2 separate regions of the Homo sapiens genome follow, and region 1 is linked to region 2. Evidence: read pairs that join two places in POLR2A ChIA-PET (ENCODE). Cell type or tissue: HepG2. All regions are shown on one strand. Links, peaks and the distances in the headings refer to the core of each region. The heading gives the core; the rest is flanking DNA.

Evidence for each region. ChIA-PET counts read pairs that join two places held together with the same protein. Peaks named below come from ENCODE experiments on the same cell type or tissue, not always from the same donor. Only the 100,000 strongest peaks of a DNase experiment are listed, where the experiment ranks them.
Region 1: POLR2A ChIA-PET joins it to region 2 with 7 read pairs; 11 of 35 experiments call an interaction of 5 or more read pairs at or near these places.

Annotation. Positions count from the first base shown.
Region 1 is chr19:2,827,330-2,837,896 of GRCh38, forward strand. ZNF554 (zinc finger protein 554) reads left to right here. Exons shown (of 5, transcript NM_001102651.2): 3 at 288-414; 4 at 4,974-5,165; 5 at 6,352-9,406. The coding sequence ends at 7,523. Among named protein-coding and RNA genes, the nearest start is that of ZNF555, 8.9 kb to the right of the region's middle. RefSeq lists silencers at 829-1,029, 6,969-7,169. In HepG2, for the core only: no CTCF peak of the experiment used is centred there; no DNase peak of the experiment used is centred there.
Region 2 is chr19:2,770,749-2,781,315 of GRCh38, forward strand. All of the region lies in intron 1 of SGTA (small glutamine rich tetratricopeptide repeat co-chaperone alpha), which reads right to left. Among named protein-coding and RNA genes, the nearest start is that of SGTA, 7.2 kb to the right of the region's middle. In HepG2, for the core only: no CTCF peak of the experiment used is centred there; a DNase peak (open chromatin) is centred at 5,363; H3K4me3 peaks cover 1,057 bases.

The DNA of each region.
Region 1 (10,567 bases), core at 3,434-7,433, 57 kb after region 2:
CAGAGATCCAGAGGTTAGAATCACCAGTTCAATAAGAAATGGGCAAAATGTTTCATCCAGACCTGTGTGCTGGTCGTCCTTGTTGTGTTGATGGTGGGCCTAGGGTCTGTATGTCCCTCTGATTTTAAGCCAAGGACAAGCACCCACAAGGCAGCTAGTAGAAACTGACTTATGGACTTTGCACCTTGACCTTTCTCAACTTCCCTGGTGCCACCAACCTCACCCCTCCTCCCATGAACGTGGGTGGCGATGGACCCATCTTGAGCAGAACTGCTGTGATATTCTAGGAATTAGTAACCTTTGAGGACGTGTCCATGGACTTCTCCCAGGAGGAGTGGGAGTTGCTGGAGCCTGCTCAGAAGAACCTGTACAGAGAGGTGATGCTGGAGAACTACAGGAACGTGGTCTCCCTGGGTAAGGCAAGCATCACTAATTCCTGTGTTCATTGATTCACATTTATCTGGTGTATTAGTCTGTTCTCACACTGCTAATAAAGAAATACCCAAGACTGGGTAATTTGTAAAGGAAAGGGGGTTTAATGGACTCAGTTCCACATGGCCGGGGAGGGCTCACAATCATGGTGGAAGGCGAATGAGGAACAAAGTCACATCTTACGTGGCGGTAGGCAAGAGAGCTTGTGCAGGGGAACTCCCATTTGTAAAACCGTCAGATCTCGTGAGACTTATTCATTACCACGAGAACAGTATGGGGAAAACCACCTCCGCCATGATTCAGTTATCTCCCCCTGGCTCCACCCTTGACGTCGGGATTATTACAATTCAAGGTGAGATTTGGATGGCAACACAGCCAAACCATGTCATCTAGCATCTACTATGTGTCTGGCACCATGCTGGGAATGGGGGATTCATTGGTAAGTAAGACAGACATGGGTCCTGGTTTTGTGGCTTTCGTGGTCTGGTTTCTCTGAGAACAGATGACCTTACTTGTTCAGTACGTGATAGCTGGAGCTGCAGTGCAATTGCATGTCTCAGCTCAGGCATAGATAACTTCTCTGATTCCCCTTGGGAACAAAGTCAGAGTGTCTTAGTCCGTTTCACACTGCTATAAAGAGTACCACCTAGGCTGGGTGTGGTGGCTCATGCCTGTTATCCAAGCACTTAGGGATCACAAGGGTGATCACCTGAGGTCAGGAGTTCAAGACCAGCCTGGCCACTGTGGTGAAACCCTGTCTCTACTAAAAATGGCGGGCACCTGTAATCCCAGCTACTCAGGAGGCTGAGGCAGGAGACTTGCTTGAACACGGGAGGCAGAGGTTGCAGGGTTGCAGTGAGCCAAGATTGCACCACTGCACTCCAGCCTGGGTGACAGAGCAAGACTCCGTCTCAAGAAAAAAAAAAAAAAAGCAAGAAAAGAGGTTTAATGGAGTCACAGTTCCACATGGCTCGGGAGGCCTCAGGACACTTACAATCACGGCAGAAGGGGAAGCAGGCACCTTCTTCAAAAGGCAGCAAGAGAGGGAAGAGAGCAGGGGAAACCTTATAAAACCATCAGATCTCATGAGAACTCACTATCACGAGAACAGCATGGGGGAACTGCCCCCATGATCTCATCACCTCCCATCAGGTACCTCCCTTGACACGTGGGGATTACGATTGGAGATTACAATTCGAGGTGAGATTTGGGTCGGGAGACAGCTCAACCATATCACAGAGCATTTGTACTCTTTCTGCCAAGGTAAAGAGCCATCATTAAAAAAAAAAATGTTTTTACTGTGATAAAAAATGTAGGCTGGGCGTGGTGGTTCATGTCTGTAATCCCAGCACTTCAGGAGGCCAAGGTGGGTGGATCACTTGAGGCCAGGAGTTTGAGACCAGCCTGACCAATGTGGCAAAACCCCATCTCTACTAAAAATACAAAAATTAGCTGGGCATGGTGATAGACGTCTGTAATCCCAGCTACTTGGGAGGTCGAGGCATGAGAATCGCTTGAACCTGAGAGGCAGAGGTTGCAGTGAGCCAAGATCGTACCACTGGACTCCAGCCTGGGCGACAGAGCGAGACTCTGTCTCAAAAAATATATATACAGCAGTGGCTCACGCCTGTAATCCCAGCACTCTGGGAGGCCAAGGCGGGGTAGATCACCTGAGAGACCAGCTTGACCAACATGGAGAAACCTTGTCTCTACTAAAAATACAAAATTAGCCAGGCGTGGTGGCGCATGCCTGTAATCCCAGCTACTCAGGAGGCTGAGGCAGGAGAATCGCTTGAACCCAGGAGGTGGAGGTTGCGGTAAGCTGAGATCGTGCCACTGGACTCCAGCCTGGGCAACAAGAGCAAAACTCCCTGTCAAAAAAATAAAAAAAGTATATATACATATATATATGCACACACGTATCTATCTATATATCTCTATATAAACATAAAATGTGCCTTTTTCACCCCTTTTAAGTGTGCAGTTCAGTGGCACTAAATGCATTCAGCATGTACTACAGCCACCACAACTGTCCATTTCCAGAACTTTTATCCTCAACCAAAACTCTGTACCCGTTAAATTCTCCCTCCCCAGCCCCTCCTTCAGCCCCTTGTAACCATGAGTCACTCTCCATCTCTATGGATTTGCCTACCCTGGACATTTCTTTTCTTTTCTTTTTTTGAGACGGAGTCTCGCTCTGTCGCCCAGGCTGGAGTGCAGTGGCGTGATCTTGGCTCACTGCAAGCTCCGCCTCCTGGGTTCACGCCATTCTCCTGCCTCAGCCTCCGGAGTAGCTGGGACTACAGGCGCCCGCCACCATGCCCGGCTAATTTTTTAATAATTTTTTGTATTTTTAGTAGAGATGGGATTTCACTGTGTTAGCCAGGATGGTCTCAATCTCCTGACCTTGTGATCTGCCCACCTCGGCCTCCCAGAGTGCTGGGATTACAGGCAGGAGTCACCGTGCCCGGCAGACATTTCATATAAATGGAATCATATAATATGTGGCCTTTTGTGTCTGGCTGATTTCACTGGGTGTGATGTTTTCAGTGTTCATTTACATTGTAGCCTGTGTCAGTGCTTTGTTCATAGATGAAGAAGATTCCATCGTGTGTATACAACACGCTGTGTCCATCCATTCACCAGTTGATGGACGCCTGGGTTTCCACCTTTCCGCTGTTGTGAATCCTGTTGCTGTCAGCATTGGCAAACAAGTATCTGTTTCAGTCACTGTTTTCAGTGCTTTGGGTCAATACTAGGAGTAGAATTGCTGGATCATGCGGTAATTCTATGTTTAGAATTTAGCTTTTTCAGGAACTGCCATACTGGCTTTTCTTTTGTTTTTTTGTTTTGAGACAGAGTCTCACTTTGTTGCCCAGGCTGGAGTGCAGTGGCACTCTCTCAGGTCACTGCAACCTCTGCCTCCGCAGTTCAAGTGATTCTCATGCCTCAGCCTCCCAAGTAGCTGGAATTACAAGTGTGCACCACCACACCTGTTTTTGTATTTTTTTTTTTTTATGAGACGGAGTTTCGCTCTCGTTGCCCAGGCTGAAGTGCAGTGGTACAATCTAGGCTCACCACAACCTCCACCTCCCAGGTTCAAGCGATTCTCCTGCCTCAGCCTCCCCAGTAGCTGGGATTACAGGCATGCGCCACCACACCCGGCTACTGTTTTTGTATTTTTAATAGAGATGGATTTTTGCCATGTTGGCCAGGGTGGTGTTGAACTCATGACCTCTAGTGATCCACCTACTTCCGCTTCCCAAAGTGCTGGGATTACAGACGTGAGCCACTGTGCCCAGCCCCATACTGGGTTTTGTATCAGCATGTATATTTTCCATTCCCACCAGCAGTGCAGACTGTTGCAATTTCTCCACATCCTTGGCAACACTTACTATTTTTTATTATGGCCTTTCTAATATGTGTGAAGTGGTATCTCATTGCGGTTTTGATATGCATTCCCCTAATGACCAATGACATCGAGCATCCATTCCTGTGTTTATTGACCATTTGTGTATCGATTTTTGGGGGAAATGTAAGATCTGTAATTTTTTTTTTTTTTTTACTCTGTCGCCCATGCTGGAATGCAGTGCTGCAATCTCGGCTCACTGCAAGCCCTGCCTCCCGAGTTCATGTCATTCTCCCGCCTCAGCCTCCCAAGTAGCTGGGACTACAGGCGCCTGCCACCACACCCGGCTAATTTTTTGTATTTTTAGTAGAGACGGGGTTTCACCGTGTTAGCCAGGATGGTCTTGATCTCCTGACCTCATGATCCACCCGCCCTGCCCTCCCAAAGTGATGGGATTACAGGTGTGAGCCACTGCACCCGCCCTTTTTTTTTTTTTTTTTTTTTGAGACAGAGTCTCACTCTCATTGCCCAGCCTGGGGTGCAGTGGTGTGATCACAGCTCACTGCAGCCTTGACCTCCCCAGGGCTCAAGTGATCTTCCCACCTCAATCTCCCAGGTAGCTGGGACTATAGGCTTAGACCACCACACCTGGCTAGTTTTTTTGTTTGTTTGTTTTTGGTTTTTTTTTGGTAGGTCCGGGGTCTTGTCATGTTGCTCAGGCTGGTCTCAAACTCCTGTGTTCCAGTGATCACCTGCCTCTGGGCCTCCCAAAGTGTTGGGATTACAGGTGTGAGCCACCACGCCCAACCAGATCTGTAATTTTTTTTTTCTTTGAGACTGAGTCTTGCTCTGTTGCCCAGGCTGGAGTGCAATGCCACGACCTCGGCTCACTGCAACCTCTGCCTCCTGGGTTCAAGTGATTCTCCCACCTCAGCCTCCTGAGTAACTGGGGTTACAGGCATGCACCACCACGCCCAGCTAATTTTTGTATTTTTAGTAGAGATGGGGTTTTACCATGTTGGCCAGGCTGGTCTCAAACTCCTGACCTCAGGTGATCCGCCTGCCTCGGCCTCCCAAATTGCTGGGATTACAGGAGTGAGCCACCATGCCTGGCACAGATCTGTAATTTTTTAACTAGAAAATAAAATCATTATCTTGTGCTACCTCTCAAGTATACTCTTGTCTTTTTCAGAAGCCTTGAAGAACCAATGTACTGATGTGGGGATTAAAGAGGGTCCACTTTCCCCAGCACAAACCTCACAAGTCACTAGTCTTTCCTCATGGACGGGGTATTTACTTTTTCAACCAGTGGCTTCTTCCCACTTGGAGCAAAGAGAAGCCCTGTGGATAGAGGAAAAAGGAACTCCTCAAGCCTCCTGTTCAGGTGAGAATCAGGCAGATAGAAACCATTGGGATGGCAGTGGCATCGTGGGAAACATTGGTCAGAGAGCTCTTCACAAGGCCCTGATTCTGTAAGGAGAATGCCAAGATCCCTTTCTCGGACACCTTCAGTTCATTTTCTGGCAGCTTTCTCCTTCTCTTTACTACCTTACATGACCTCTCTCTGGATACAGAGAAAAGAGTATCTCATTTTCTTGTTTTATTTATTTATCTTAAGACAGGGTCTCACTCTGTGGCCCAGGCTGGAGTGCAGTGGCATGGTCATATCTCACTGCATCCTCACCTTCCTGGGCTCAAGTGATCCTCCTGCCTCAGTCTCCTGAGCAGCTGGGACTATAGGCACATGCCATCACTCCCACCTATTTTGTTTTTCTCAGAGATGGAGTCTCACTGTGTTTCCCAAGCTGGTCTTGAATTCTTGGACTCAAGTGATCCTCCTTTCTCAGCCTCCCAAAGTGTTGGGAGTACAGGCATCAGCCATGACTCCTGGCCCCATTTTCTTCTATTTTTTCCCCCCATTTTCTTCTTGAAGCCATTTTGCCTATGTTTCTAGTTGTCTCTTCCCTCTTTGCTTTCTTGATAATTCTTTCTCTCTGCCAGACATATTCTCCCAGCTTAACAGGGTAATTTCTTTCTTTTTTTTTGAAACAGTCTCGCTCTTGTTGCCCAGGCTACAGTGCAGTGGTGTGATCTCGGCTCACTGCAACCTCCACCTCCCAGGTTCAAGCGATTCTTCTGCCTCAGCCTCTTGAGTACAGGTGTGTGTGCCACCACGCCTAGCTAATTTTTGTATTTTTAATAGAGACAGGGTTTCACCATGTTGATCAGGCTCAAACTCCTGACCTCAGGTGATCCACCTGCCTCGGCCTCCCAAGGTGCTGGGATTACAGGCGTGAGCCACTGCACCTGGCCTACAGAGTAATTTCTTTCTGCATTGATATTTCCCTGCCTTTTCCCATCACTGTCAATCTTCCACTGCTGCATCTCATCCTCAGTGGCCTTCCTTGCCACCCATCTCTCTTTTTCCCATCCTTCCCGCATGTTCAGAGTTGATATTTGAACATCAGTCCGCACAGGCCTTGTAGATGTCAGAAGGACTTCTGTCCCGCTGGTTTTCAAGTAGCTGTTTCTTCTTCTAAAAAAATGGTTTCCGCCTCAATTTATTTCAGATTGGATGACTGTACTAAGAAACCAAGACTCAACTTACAAGAAGGTGGCTTTGCAGGAGGAACCAGCCAGTGGTATAAATATGATAAAGCTTATCAGAGAAGATGGGGGATGGAAGCAGTTAGAGGACAGCCATGAAGACCCCCAGGGGCTTTTGAGCCAAAAGGCATCCCTTCACGTAGTGGCCGTTCCTCAGGAGAAGGCTACTGCATGGCATGGATTTGGGGAAAATGGTAATCTGAGCCCAGCCCTTGTTTTATCACAGGGAAGCTCTAAAGGGAACCACTTGTGTGGCAGCGAGTTAGATATTACAAGCTTGGCATCCGATTCAGTCTTAAACCACCATCAGCTGGGATATGCAGATCGGAGACCTTGTGAAAGTAATGAATGTGGAAATGCCATCCGCCAGAACAGTCACTTTATTCAACACGGGGGGAAGATGTTTGTGTATTTGGAAAATGGGCAGTCATTGAACCACGGTATGGCCCTGACTATCCACAACAAAATCAACACGGCAGAGAAACCCTTTGAGTGCCACCAGTGTGGGAAGGTGTTCAACCGGAGGCATTCTTTGAGCGAACATCAAAGAATTCACACGGGGGAGAAACCCTACGAGTGTCAGGAGTGTGGGCGAGCCTTTACGCACAGCTCCACCCTCACGCGCCATCTGAGAACTCATACTGGAGAGAAGCCCTACGGGTGCGGTGAGTGCGGGAAAGCCTTCAACAGGATCTCATCGCTGACTCAGCATCAGAGGATTCACACCGGGGAAAAGCCCTATAAATGTGAAGACTGTGGGAAATCCTTCTGCCAGAGCTCTTACCTGATCTTGCACAAGAGGACACACACCGGAGAGAAGCCCTACGAATGCAGTGAATGTGGAAAGGCCTTCAGTGACCGTTCCTCTCTCAACCAGCACGAGCGAACTCACACGGGCGAGAACCCCTATGAATGTAAGCAGTGTGGGAGAGCCTTCAGCCAGAGGTCTTCCCTTGTGAGGCACGAGAGAACTCACACTGGAGAGAAACCCTACAGGTGTCAGGAATGTGGGAAAGCCTTCAGCCAGAGCTCATCCCTTGTCACACATCAGAAAACTCACAGCAGCCAGAAAACCTATAAAATCATTGACTGTGGGAAAGCGTTCTACCAGAACAGACATCTTATTGGATATTAGCAATTGCACGCTGCTTTGTAAGCCACTTTTTAGTACTCTGACACATACATGTGGTTATCTTTTGCCCTGTTGTGATGGATAATTTGAAAAGAAGTGGGTTTATGTCACCTTCTCACCTTCTTATAAGAAAGCTCTGAGAATGGGCATTTTTGTATTTTGTTGTTGTTGTTGAGATGGAGTCTGCCACCCAGGCTGGAGTCCAGTGGCGTGATCATACCTCACTGCAGCTTCAACTTCCTGGGCTCAAGTAATCCTCCCACCCCAGCCTCCCAGGTAGCTAGTACTATAGGTGTGCACCACCACGCCCAGCAAATTTTTAAATTTATTATAGAGTGGGAGGCAGGGTGCGGTGGCTCATGCCTATAATCCTAACACTTTAGGAGGCCGAGGCGGGTGGATCATGAGGTCAGGAGATCGAGACCATCCTGGCTAACACAGTGAAACCCTGTCTCTACTAAAAATACAAAAAAGTAGCCGGGCGTGGTGGTGGGCGCCTGTAGTCCCAACTACTCAGGAGGCTGAGGCAGGAGAATGGTGTGAACCCGGGAGGTGGAGCTTGCAGTGAGCCGAGATCGCACCACTGCACTCCAGCCTGGGAGACAGAGCGAGACTCCGTCTCAAAAAAAAAAAAAAAATTATAGAGTTGGGGTCTTGCTACATTGCCAAGACTGGTCTTGAACTCCTGGGGTCAAGCATCCTCCTGTCTTGGCCTCCCAAAGTGTTGGGATTAGAAGCATGAGCCGCTGTGCCCAGCCTGACGGGGCCTTTTAGTGGGAGGAGTTGCCATTACACTACGTCCAGTAAGCTCCAGACTTTCGGAAAAGATTGGTGGACGGGAATGCTGTCATGGATGGGATCTTGCCAAGAACCATCACGTGTTAATTTAGTTGCTTAAACAAAAGGTGTTCTGTTTCTTAACTACTTCTGTGTCTTTACTTTTTATTTCATTGTTCATTGTTTTTATTTTAATATTCTTTTCTGGGTTTATATGAGACGAGTTTTCACTCTGTTGCTGAGGCTGAAGTGCAGTGGCGTGATCATAGCTCCCTGTAGTCAGCCTTCATCTCCTGGACTCAAGCAATCCTCCCACCTCAGCCTCTCCGGTAGCTGGGACTACACATGTGCACCGCTACCACACCCAGCTAAATTTTTTTTTTGTATTTTTGTAGTGATGGGCTTTCACCAGGTTGCCCAGGCTGGTCTCAAACTCCTGAGCTCAAGCAATCCACCCACCTTGGCCTCCCAAAGTGCTGGTATTACAGGTGTGAGCCACCGTGCTGGTATTACGGGTGTGAGCCACTGTGCTGGGATTACGGGCGTGAGCTGCCCATGCTGGGATTACGGGTGTGAGCCACCGTGCTGGTATTACGGGTGTGAGCCACCGTGCTGGGATTACGGGCGTGAGCCACTGTGCTGGGATTACGGGCGCGAGCCACTGTGCTGGGATTACAGGTGTGAGCCACCCTGCTGGGATTATGGGTGCGAGCCGCCGTGCTGGGATTACAGGTGTGAACCACTGCTCCTGGCCTTTATTTCAGCATTCTGTTTCAGTGTTTCACATTGGCCACTTAGCTAGATCCGTTTGTCTTCTGCAGTACTGTGCTGATCCAGAGTATATGCTAAGACGGAAAGCGCTTTGGAGGTAAAGTTTAAAAAATACAAGGGCTTCAAAATAGTACTAGTAATTTGATCCATTCACAAAAGGACAAAGGCTGGACAGAGACGTGAAGAAATGAATCATTTACGCAATGATTGGGGTGTTCCAATTATGTGTGATTTTGTGTTTTCTGCCGTTTCATTTTGTATTGCCATAATCATTTTGACAATGAATACAAATCAAATAGCACCCAAAATTGTGAAGGATACGGAACCTCATTGATGAGTCAGGATAGACTGTGGGTACCTAGATGGTAGAGACATAGTATAGTAGACTTTGGGACATAGAGGGTGGAATGACCTTTGGTGGCCTGGGAAAAGTCCCGCCTGTGAGATGTCCCTAGCAAAATCAAGACCAGGAGTGCTGATGTGCATTATCGTCATGAACATGTATTGGATGCTTACTGTATACCAAGCACCAGCCAAGTACTTCCATGTGGTTCTTCATTTAGCCCTCACGACCCCATGAGATAATCACTATTCACATTCCATTTTACAGAAGACAAAACGGAAATAATTTGCTCAAGGTCACACAATTAGAAAGGAGTAGAATCTGGGCTGGGCACAGTGGCTCACACCTGTGATCCCAGCACTTTGAGAGGCTGAGGTGGGTGGATCACTTGAGGTCAGGAGTTCGAGACCAGCCTGGCCAACATGGTGAAGCCCCATGTCTACCAAAAAATACAAAAATTAGGGAGGCCGAGATGGGCGGATCACCTGAGGTCAGGAGTTCGAGACCAGCCTGACCAACATGGAGAAACCGCATCTCTACTAAACATACAAAATTAGCCGGCATGGTGGTGCATGCCCGTAATCCCAGCTACTCGGAGGCTGAGGCAGGAGAATCGCTTGAACCCGGGAGGTGGAGGTTGCTGTGAGCTGGGACAGTACCATTACACTCCAGCTCTGGGCAACAAGAGTGAAACTCTGTCTCAAAAAAAAAAAAAAAAAAAAATCTGGGCGTCGTGGTGCACGCCTCTAGGCCCAGCTATTCAGGAGGCTGTGGCATGAGAATAGCTGATGTTTCAGTGAGCCGAGATGGTGCCATTGCACTCTAGCCTGGGTGACAGTGAGACTCTGTCTCAAAAAAAAAAAAAAAAAGTAGTGGACTCTGGATTTGACCTTGAGCACCCTGTACAAAGCCACACCTCATTTGCCAGGCCACCAAGCAGGGGAACTGTTTTCCAAATGTTCTCTTGGAAAGCTGGGTGTAGTGGCTCACAACTGCAATCCCAGTATTTTGGGAGCCTGAGGTGGGAGGATCACTTGAGCCCAGGTGTTCAAAACCAGCCTGGGCAACATTGACCCTGTCTCTGCAAAAAATACAAACATTAGCCAGGCATGGTGGCTCACGCCTGTAGTCCCAGCTACTCTGGGGGCTGAGGTGG
Region 2 (10,567 bases), core at 3,169-7,168:
AGAGGCTGAGGCCATGTGGCCACACGAAGAGAGGTGAGGCTCGCTGGCCCCCAGCAGCTGGAAGAGGCAGGACGGAGCCTCCCTTGGGGCCTTCAGAGGGAACGTGGCCCAGCCTGCACCTTCATCTCAGACTTCTGGCCTCCAGAACTGCGAGGGAAATCAATCTTGGTTGTTTTAAGCCAGCCGGGTTGTGAGGGAGAGGCCAGGCGGTTCCCGGATCGTGGCCTGCAAAGCCTGTGAGCTCGGACGGGTTGTTCGGCCTGAGCCTCCGCCTCCATGTCTGTAAAATGGGGAGCTCCATTGTGGCTGCTGTCAGGGGTCGGGGAAAAAATAACCCGGAAGCTGTCAGCCCAGCGCTTGGCGCCCTGCGATATCTGTTGTTAATATCACGATTCTGCCAGGCGTGGTGGCTCACGCCTGTAATCCCAGCACTTTGGGAGGCCGAGGCAGGCAGATCACGAGGTCAGGAGACAGAGACCATCCTGGCCAAACACGGTGAAACCCCATCTCTACTAAAAATACAAAAATTAGCTGGCATGGTGGCACGTGCCTGTAATCCCAGCTACTCGGGAGGCTGAGGCAGGAGAATCACTTGAACCAGGGAGTTGGAGGTTGCAGTGAGCTGAGATCACACCACTGCACTCCAGCCTGGCAACAGAGTGAGACTCCATGTCAAAAAAAAAAAATCATGATTCCTCGTGGTGAGTCTCGTGGCATAGACCTCGGTTGGCTGTTTTTGGCAGTGTGACCTAGGGGAAGCGACTTAACTCTGCTGAGCCTCAGTTTCCTCTTCTGTCCCCCATGGATGGCGACAGCACCTCCCCATCGGGGGGGGGGGGAGGGGTACGAGACCAGGCGTGCACAACGCTGAGTGAACACCCCCACACAGGCAGGTACGTGGACGGGTGCTGGTGCACCCTCCGTGTCCAGATCAACACATGCTGAGGCTATTCCAGAAACGCTGCCCGGCTGTGCAGTTTCACTGGGAGCATTTGGAGAACCTGCTCTGAGGCCAGAAGCAGGCATGGAGAGGGGTTGCTGTGGTGCTGGCGCATGGAGGGGCAGCCCTTGGGGAGGCCCTGGCCGTGGGATGGGACCCCCATCCTCTGTTCTTGCGATGAGGTTCCCTTGGCTGGGCCTCCCTTCTCCACCTGCTCCTTCCGGGCTGGGCTGGGCAGCCGCCTTCCCTGGAATCCACTCCCTGTCCAGGGCCTCTGGTGTCTCTGAGCAGCTGGGTCTTCCCCATCTCTGTCCCTCACTGGCTGACATACAGGGTGGCGGGGCTGTGTGTCACCGGCCTTCCTCCGGGGCCGGGCCCAGCCCGTGCATAGTGGACCTTATTCTTAGTTGCACTCTGTGTGCCAAGACGCATGAGGCAAGGGGCAGGCCTGAGGCCTCAGGAGCTGGGGAACCACCGTGAGGAGAAGCACAGGTTTGAGATCAGACGCTCGGATTCAGGCTGGGTCAGACAGGGCCTGGCCAAGAGGCCGCCAGCCTCGGGATGGACGAGGAAGGGCGAGGCCTGAAGGAATCTTCTACAGTGACAGCTGCCTCTGGATAATTTCTTATTCTTCTCTGCTCTGTGCCCAGATCTGCTCTCCAAGAAGTGACTAAAGCCACAAACACCTACAAGGAAACTCTGACCCAGCACCCAGGAGGCCACGGCTCCTCCTTCTGAGCCAGCACAGTGCAAGGGGTCTCTGCCGCCAGGTCCCACTCCCCAGCTGGGCCCCAGGGACCCTCTGCGCGCAGCCACGCTGACAGGCGGCTCCAGGGGCTGAATACTGTCGTGTGCTGAACTGTGTCCCCCAAATCCATACACTGAAGTCCTAACTGCCAGGACCTTGGAATGCGACCTCACCTGGAAATAAGATCTTGGCGGACAGAATTTGGTAAGATGACATCATACCAGTGTACGGCGGGTCCCTAGAGCAATAACCAATGTCCTTATAAAAAGGGGACATTTGGATGCAGACGCATGCACAGGGAGAACACTGTGTGGATGTGAAGGCAGAAATGGGTGACGCGGCCACACGGCAGGGACACCGAGGGCAGAGATGGGTGACGCGGCCACAGGGCAGGGACACCGAGGGCAGAGGTGGGTGACGCGGCCACAGGGCAGGGACACCGAGGGCAGAAATGGGTGACGCGGCCACAGGGCAGGGACACCGAGGGCAGAGGTGGGTGACGCGGCCACACGGCAGGGACACCGAGGGCAGAGGTGGGTGACGCAGCCACACGGCAGGGACTCCGAGGGCAGAGGTGGGTGACGCGGCCACACGGCAGGGACACCGAGGGCAGAGATGGGTGACGCGGCCACACGGCAGGGACACCGAGGGCAGAGGTGGGTGACGCGGCCACACGGCAGGGACACCGAGGGCAGAGGTGGGTGACGCGGCCACACGGCAGGGACTCCGAGGGCAGAGGTGGGTGACGCGGCCACACGGCAGGGACACCGAGGGCAGAGATGGGTGACGCGGCCACACGGCAGGGACACCGAGGGCAGAGATGGGTGACGCGGCCACAGGGCAGGGACACCGAGGGCAGAGATGGGTGACGCGGCCACACGGCGGGGACACCGAGGGCAGAGGTGGGTGACGCGGCCACACGGCAGGGACACCGAGGGCAGAGGTGGGTGACGCGGCCACACGGCAGGGACTCCGAGGGCAGAGGTGGGTGACGCGGCCACACGGCAGGGACACCGAGGGCAGAGATGGGTGACGCGGCCACACGGCAGGGACACCGAGGGCAGAGGTGGGTGACGCGGCCACAGGGCAGGGACACCGAGGGCAGAGGTGGGTGACGCGGCCACACGGCAGGGACACCGAGGGCAGAGGTGGGTGACACGGCCACACGGCAGGGACTCCGAGGGCAGAGATGGGTGACGCGGCCACAGGGCAGGGACACCGAGGGCAGAGATGGGTGACGCGGCCACACGGCAGGGACACCGAGGGCAGAGATGGGTGACGCGGCCACACGGCGGGGACACCGAGGGCAGAGGTGGGTGACGCGGCCACACGGCGGGGACACCGAGGGCAGAGGTGGGTGACGCGGCCACACGGCAGGGACACCGAGGGCAGAGGTGGGTGACGCGGCCACACGGCAGGGACACCGAGGGCAGAGGTGGGTGACACGGCCACACGGCAGGGACTCCGAGGGCAGAGATGGGTGACGCGGCCACACGGCAGGGACTCCGAGGGCAGAGATGGGTGACGCGGCCACAGGGCAGGGACACCGAGGGCAGAGATGGGTGACGCGGCCACACGGCAGGGACACCAGATTGCCCTCACGTCCTCACAAGGAACGAGCCCCGACAGAACCTTGATCATGGACTTCCGGCCTCCAGGACTGAGAGACGATGAACTCTGTTTCAGCTGCCTGGTCTATGGCACTCTGTCACCGCGGCCCCAGCAAACCGACACTAACACCTGGCAAGCAGGCATCTCAGGACGCACCTCAGTCCTCGTGACGACTCCAACAAGCGGGTCGGCCCTGTCTCCAGCTGAACTGAGCCAGGTTGGGCAGGGACGCGTGGTCGCATGCCCAGGATCACATAGACAGGAGAACAAACGGGCTGTCATCACACGGAAGGGAGCAGTGAAGGGCGGTGGCCGAGGGACACGGAGGGAGGGAGCAGCTGCGCGTTGCTCACTGTGCTGCGGTCCCAGGAGCCAGCTGCCCGAGGGGCAGCTTCTTTTATAAGAAAACGACACTTCCTATCACGTCTATGCAAATGTCCATTTTAACTTTAAGTGCACAGATGTCTAATGGCCCGAGACACGTAGGTTAACACCCGTGCACGCGTACACAGAGGCCTTCACCTACAACCATCCCCGTGTAGACAGCATCAGAGGCAGGGCACCAAAAGCATTAAAACCATGCAGATGACCTACCTGAGCACTTCGCAGACCTAGAACGTCAACTATGTAAAATACCTGCCCATGAACATTGGCAAACTCCTGGCCTCAAGCAATCCTCCCACCCTGGCCTCCCAAAGCGCTGGGATCACAGGTGTGAGCCACCATACCCGGCCTCCTCCAGGAGGCAAATGCTGAGGAAAGCCGTGGATTCTACTGACCCACTGGATTTTGCTGAAGCTGTGTGCGCGCGCATGTGTGTGTGTGCGTGCATGTCTCTCCAGATTCTGTCTCTCTCCCAGACCAGCGGTTCTCGATGGATGTGCTGAGACACTTGGTGTTGTCTCACATGGAGTGGGGGGAGGCCAGGGACGCTGCTCAGTGCCCTGGAGTGCCCAGGACGGCTCCATCCCAGAGGATGATCCGGCCTCAACATCCACAGCTCCCACTGGGAGAAAGCTGGACTAGAAGAGGAGGACCTGAAGAGCCTGTGGGTGCACCAGGCCCTTGACACAACACCGTCTCATGACCTCGGCGCAGTGACCTATGCGGCAGGACTGGGGATGGAGGTGTTCACTCAAGGCCACTGGAGCCACAGGCACGGCAGGATCCGCGCCCGGCAGGCGCCTGACCTGCCCCCACACTCAAGATCAGAGGCGTTCAGTGTCTTGGTTCCCCTAAAATGCCTCTACATGAGGTGAACAGCCACCACCCCCTAGAAAATGAGGCGTGGGCTGCCTGACCGCATAACCCACCCCGCGCCAGAGACAAGCAAGGCATTGGCCCGCCACGCTTTAAACAGTGGCTGACGTCAGACTCAGATGACACCGGCGACGTGGACCTCCACGCCACTAAACAAGCATAGTCCCAGACACACTGGGTGTGCCCACAGCTTTGTTTCCCTTTCAGGGAAAGCAACATCCATCAGCAATCATTAAAAAACAAAACAAAACAGAGAGCAAAAGAGCCAGACCCAAAGCACACACAGGGTGTGACACCGACTCCATTTCTATGAAATGTCCAGGACAGGCCCATCCAGAGACAGGAAGGAGACGCGTGGGTGCCGGGGCTTGGGGAGGGGAAGGGGAGTGACAGCTGGTGGGGACCAGCTTCCTTGCTCCCTTTTGGGGCGATGAGACAGCTCTGGAACCAGAGAGTGGTGATGGTTGCACAACCCTGTGAAGGCACCAAATGCCACTGAATTTCACGGTGTGGGGATCACAGCGGTGTGGGAATCACAGCTCAATGTTTTAAAGGGGGAGAAATCTACAAGAGCTGTGTTTTGTGTCGCTGGACAGGGAGTTACGGTCTTCCTGAAAGCTCCTGCGGGATGGTAATGAGTTTTCCGCCCCCATCTCAGGACACAATGGACAGCCCAGAACTTTGAGGTCTGGGATCAGGACTGCCTAGAGCCGGCGGGCAGCCAGTCCCAGAATCCAAAGATCTCATGTACGACACATCAGGGCCCACGGCAGTCAACCACCACCAGAAAGTGAAACCACAAAAGCTGACGTCATCCGCCCCGGCCAACAGGGTTCAGAGAGCAAACCAGTCAGGTCTCCTGACCCCCAAGCCCAAGGAAAACAGACACATGCCACCCGAAAGGTGAAGATTTTTGGTTTACGGAGTTTCTTTTGTTTTATTTTTAAGCACGTTTTGACAACAGCATTACAATAGCCAAAAGCAAACAGCCCAAGTGTCCACGGACAGGTGAGTGGATCAACACAATGTGGCCTAGCCACACGACGGAACGCTACGCAGCCATGAAAAGGAAATCCTGACCAGGCTACAACATGGGCGGACCTTGAGGACGTCGCACTCAGTGAAATAAGCCAGAAACAAAGGTACAAAACCTGTGTGACTCCCCTCCTAGGCGGTCCCTAGAGTCGTTGGATTCACAGAGACCAAAAGTGGAATTGGGGGTGCCAGGGGCTGGGGAGTGAATGTTTCATGGGGACAGAATTTCAGCCTGGGGAGATGAGAAACTTCTGGAGATGATGGTGGCGATGGCTACATAGCTGTGTGAATGTGCTTAAAGCCACTGAACTGTGCATTTATAACTGATTAAGATGGTAATTTTTGGCCTGGCATGGTGGCTCACGCCTGTAATCCCAGAACTTTTGGAGGCAGAGGCAGGTGGATCACCTGAGGTCAGGAGTTTGAGACCAACATGGTGAAACCCCATCTCTACTAAAAATGCAAACAAAATTAGCCAATCATGGTGGCGCACACCTGTAGTCCCAGCTACTCAGGAGGCTGAGGCGGGAGAATCGCTTGAACCCGGGAGGTGGAGGCTGCAGTGAGCTGCGATAGAGCCACTGCACTCCAGCCTGGGTGGCAGAGCAAAACTCCGTCTCAAAAAAAAAAGAAAGACTGGTCGGGCACAGTGGCTCATGCCTGTAATCCCAACACTTTGGGAAGCCGAGGCAGGCGGATCACCTGACATCAGGAGTTCGAGACCAGCCTGACCAACAGGTGAAACCCAGTGTACAAAAAATAGCCGGTCGTAGTGGTGCGCGCCTGTAATCCCAGCTACTTGGGAGGCTGAGGCAGGAGAATCACTTGAACTCGGGAGGTGGAGGTTGCCGTGAGCCAAGATCGCACTACTGTACTCCAGCCTGGGCAATAAGAGCAAAACTCCATCTCAGAAAAAAAAAAAAAGACCAGGCGCAGTGGCTCACACCTGTGATCCCAGCAGCACTTCGGGAGGCCAAAGCGGGGGGATCACTTGAGCATAGGAATTCAAGAGCAGCCTGGGCAACATAGGGAGACCCCATCTCTGCAAAACATTAAAAAATTAGCTGGGTGTGGTGGCACACATCTATAGCCCTAGCTGCTTGAGGGGCTGAGGCAGGAGGATCGCTTGAGCCCAGGAGGTCCGTGCTGCAGTGAGCTGTGATCACACCAATGCACTCCAGCCTGGGAAAGAGAGTGAGACCCTGCCTCAAGAAAAGAGTTTCTCTTCAAAGTCTGGGGTCTTTGAGATGAGGGTCACACCCAACCAGGTGTCTTTAGCTGAGAATGGTGCCGACATCTCTTCAGAGGTTTCATTGGAAATGATTCTGTAACAGGCGGCATCAGGTCAGGATCCCCAGGCAGACACACCTCACTTGGTGACCTCAGATTTGGAAGAGGCAACAGCAAGCAGCAGAAACAAGACCTGGGCCAGGAGCGGTGGCTCAGGCCTATAATCCCAGCACTTTGGGAGGCTGAAGTGGTCTGGAGTTCCTGACCAGCCTGGCTTCTACTAAAAATACAAAAATTAGCCGGGTGTGGTGGCGGGTGCCTGTAATCCCAGCTACTCGGGAGGCTGAGGCAGGAGAGTTGCTTGAACCTGGGAGGTGGAGACTGCACTGAGCTGAGATCGCACCACTGCACGCCAGTCTGGGTGACAAAGCAAGACGTCATCTCAAAAAAAAAAAAAAAAAAAGAAATCAGACCTGGCTGAGTCCCCGCATAAACCTAGAAGGCGGGGGTCACAGCCCCCTCTTACAGAGGGAGTGACAGGCCCAGACAGGTGGCACACGCAAGATCCTACCAGTGACAGCTGGAACTCGGCTTAGCATTCCAGGCACACAGGGCCTAGCACGATCCACGCTGAGGGGTGTGGGGGGCAGGGGTGTGTGTGTGGAGGGGGATGTGCGTTCCTTCGCAGGGAACTAACACAGAATAAACCAAGAAATCTCATCTTTGGTTCTTTGGTGTACCTGTTTCCTTCTCTCTTAAACTGAGGTGTGAGAACTGGACAGGGTGGCAGGTGGCTAGGGACCCAATGAGGGTTCAGAAAGTGGAAAGAGTTGCATTCACTGAGTCACACTCCTCTCTTCCAGTGCCGCCGGTGCCTCTGTACCCCAGGGCTTTTGCACGTGCTGCTTTCCCTCCTGGAACACCGCCCCCCCCGGCCCCCGCCGCCACATCCCAGAGAACCTCTTAGCCTCAGGGTCTCCACCCTACCCCATCCCTGTTACCCTGGGACAGAGCTGAGCAGAAGTGCCCCAGCTTAGACACCCTGGGCTAGGGGATGCCACGGATCCCCAAGAGACTCTGTGTCCCATGATCATTTGCTCTACTAAGGTCCCAGGAGGCTGCACACATTGAAATTCACAAACTATGGAGGATTGCTTGAGCCCAGGAGTTTGAGGCCAACTTGGGCAACAAAGTGAGGCCCTGTCTCTAACAAAACAAAACAAAACAAAAGATAAAATAAATCCACACACTAAGGGGAGAGGGAGCAAGGAGGTGAATCCTAGGAGCTGGGGACCCCCTGATTTCCACCCTCTGCCCAATCAGAAGTTTATTCTGCTGTCCAGTGTGAGCAGGAGCAAGCTCAATTTTTTTCCCAAATAATTAATGCAGGTCTGTCGCCTGTGGCACTGTGGGCATCTTGGGTGGATGATTCTGTCCTGCGCACGGCAGGGGGCTGAGCAGCACCCCTGGCTCCCCCCACTGCACACCAGAAACACTCTCCAGTTGAGACAACCACACATGTCCCCAGACACTGCCAAACCGCCCCCAGCTGTAAATCACTGATGGCCACTAAGTGGGAAGAAAGGCTGGAAGTCAGTACAGGTCAGCTTTTTCTGTCCAAAATGACTTTGCTGTGAGCTTTCTGAAAACCTTCTGCTTGTAGGCTATTCTGGGTTTCAGAACTGCGGGTCCACGGTGGAGGACTGCTCAACTAAGGGAAGCACAGGCCCTGCCCAGCATGTGACACAGGCCAGTGGTGCCAGGACCTGTGGCTTCTCTGCTGTCCCCAAGGTGGGGGACATCATCAAACGGTTCTCAAATCTGCTTCAACAGCCAGGCTTTCCCGTAAGAAAGTTTTCTGCTCTTCAGAGGGGGGTCCAGCAAGCATGAGGACGGCATTTTCCTCAACTGCCGTTTGGCACTCGGTGTCTTTGGAACAATCACAACTTGTAGGGTTTGGCTGTGGGACAGCATCTCAAAGAAGGCCTGCTGTGTCTCCCAACAGCGAGGGCTTTATGGATGCTCAGGAGCCATGGCCGAGGCCTGGTTTCAAGGCAGAGGCCGCAGAAGTGAGGGTGGGAGGGTGCTGGCCCATGGGGGTGGCGCCAGCTCCAATGTTGGGGGCTTCAGCGTCCCTTTCGGCTCTGAGCCGATGACTCCACATCCCACCTTTTCATTTTATCATTAAAATAAAAACAAAATCAAAACACAGCCACCTCGGTCGGGGCGGTGGCTCACACCTGTAATCCCAGCACTTTGGGAGGCCGAGGTGGGAGAATCGCTTGAGTCCAGGTGTTTAAGACCAGCTTGGGCAATACAGTGTATAGTGAGACCCTACAAAAGAGACTCTAAAAAAAAAAAATAGAATTAGCCTGATGTGGCGGCACACACTAGTAGTCCCAGCTACTTGGGAGGCTGAGGCGAGAGGATTGTTTAAGCCCAGGAGTTGGAGGCTGCAGTGAGCTGTGATTGGGCCCTGCACTCCAGCCTGGGTGACAAAGTGAGACCCTGTCTCTAAAAACAAACAAAAAACTCACAACCACCTCTCTTCCTTATTTCCCTGCCCAGAAGGGATCATTCAATGGAAAAAAATAGAACATCCTCGTAAACTGAGGTCGTCTTACCTCCTCACACCCCAGTAGGAAGGGCCCGCTCTTACCCACTACCTTCTGTGAACACTCTGCCCAACTCCATCCCAAATCCACGGTGCTTCTCACCAACAGCAGGGCAGGAGAGCCGGGTGCCCTGCTCCTCACTCCCTCTTAGGATACCCGAGTTCTAGCTCAGTCTCCTGCCCACTCCCCACATCGAAGCCTACTTCCTTCTAAAATGCCACCAGGAGATCGCTGCACACATAAAAGCTCTCAACTGCTCCTTGCAACCCCAGGAGTGTGCATAGGAGGCCTCTCACCAGCTGGGGGTCATCTGTGGGGCCTACACCAAACCCTGTACATGCCACTCAAACTCAAGTGCTCACCTCCCCTGCCCAACTCCGCCAGGAGAGAATCTAGTATTCCTGCAAACTCCTATCTCTGGCCCAGCATCTCTTACAAGGCTTTCTATCTCTTGACAGACCCATCTTCCCTTTGAACGCCAGCATCTGGCAGCGTCTAAACCCTATGGACTCAGGAAAGCCTGCGATTGTTGAAAAATTCACAGCCACATGGTCACGTTCCTTGGGGAGGCCATTTCTCTCTGGGTCTCTGTTTCCACCTCAGTAAAAGAGAAAACGGGCCAGGTGCAGTGGGGCACGCCTGTAATCACAGAACTCTGGAGGCCAAGGTGGAGGATCACTTGAACCCAGGAGTTTGAGACCAGCCTGGGCAACACAGTGAAACCCCATCTCTAAAACAAAATACAAAAATTAGCTGGGTGTAGTAGTGCATACCTGTAGTCCCAGCTACTCAGGAGGCTGAGGTGGGAGGGCCTGAGCCTGGGAGGTCGAGGCTGCAGTGAGCAGAGATTGTGCCACTGCACTCCAGCCTGGGCGACAGAGCAAGACCCTATCTCAAACCACCCCTTTGTTCCTTCAGCCTGTACTGAGCACTTCCTACCAGAGCCACTGTTGGGTCTTGGCATAAAAAAGAAAAAATGTAGAATTGAGTAAGACGACAGCTCTCAAGGATCCTCCAATCTGGGGCAGAGCTCACCCGCATTTGGAATCATTCACCCTTCTAGGAAGATTTAATTATAAACCTCAGCTCAAATCCTTGGCGTGCTTACAGCTTTCCAGGCACCCAGTT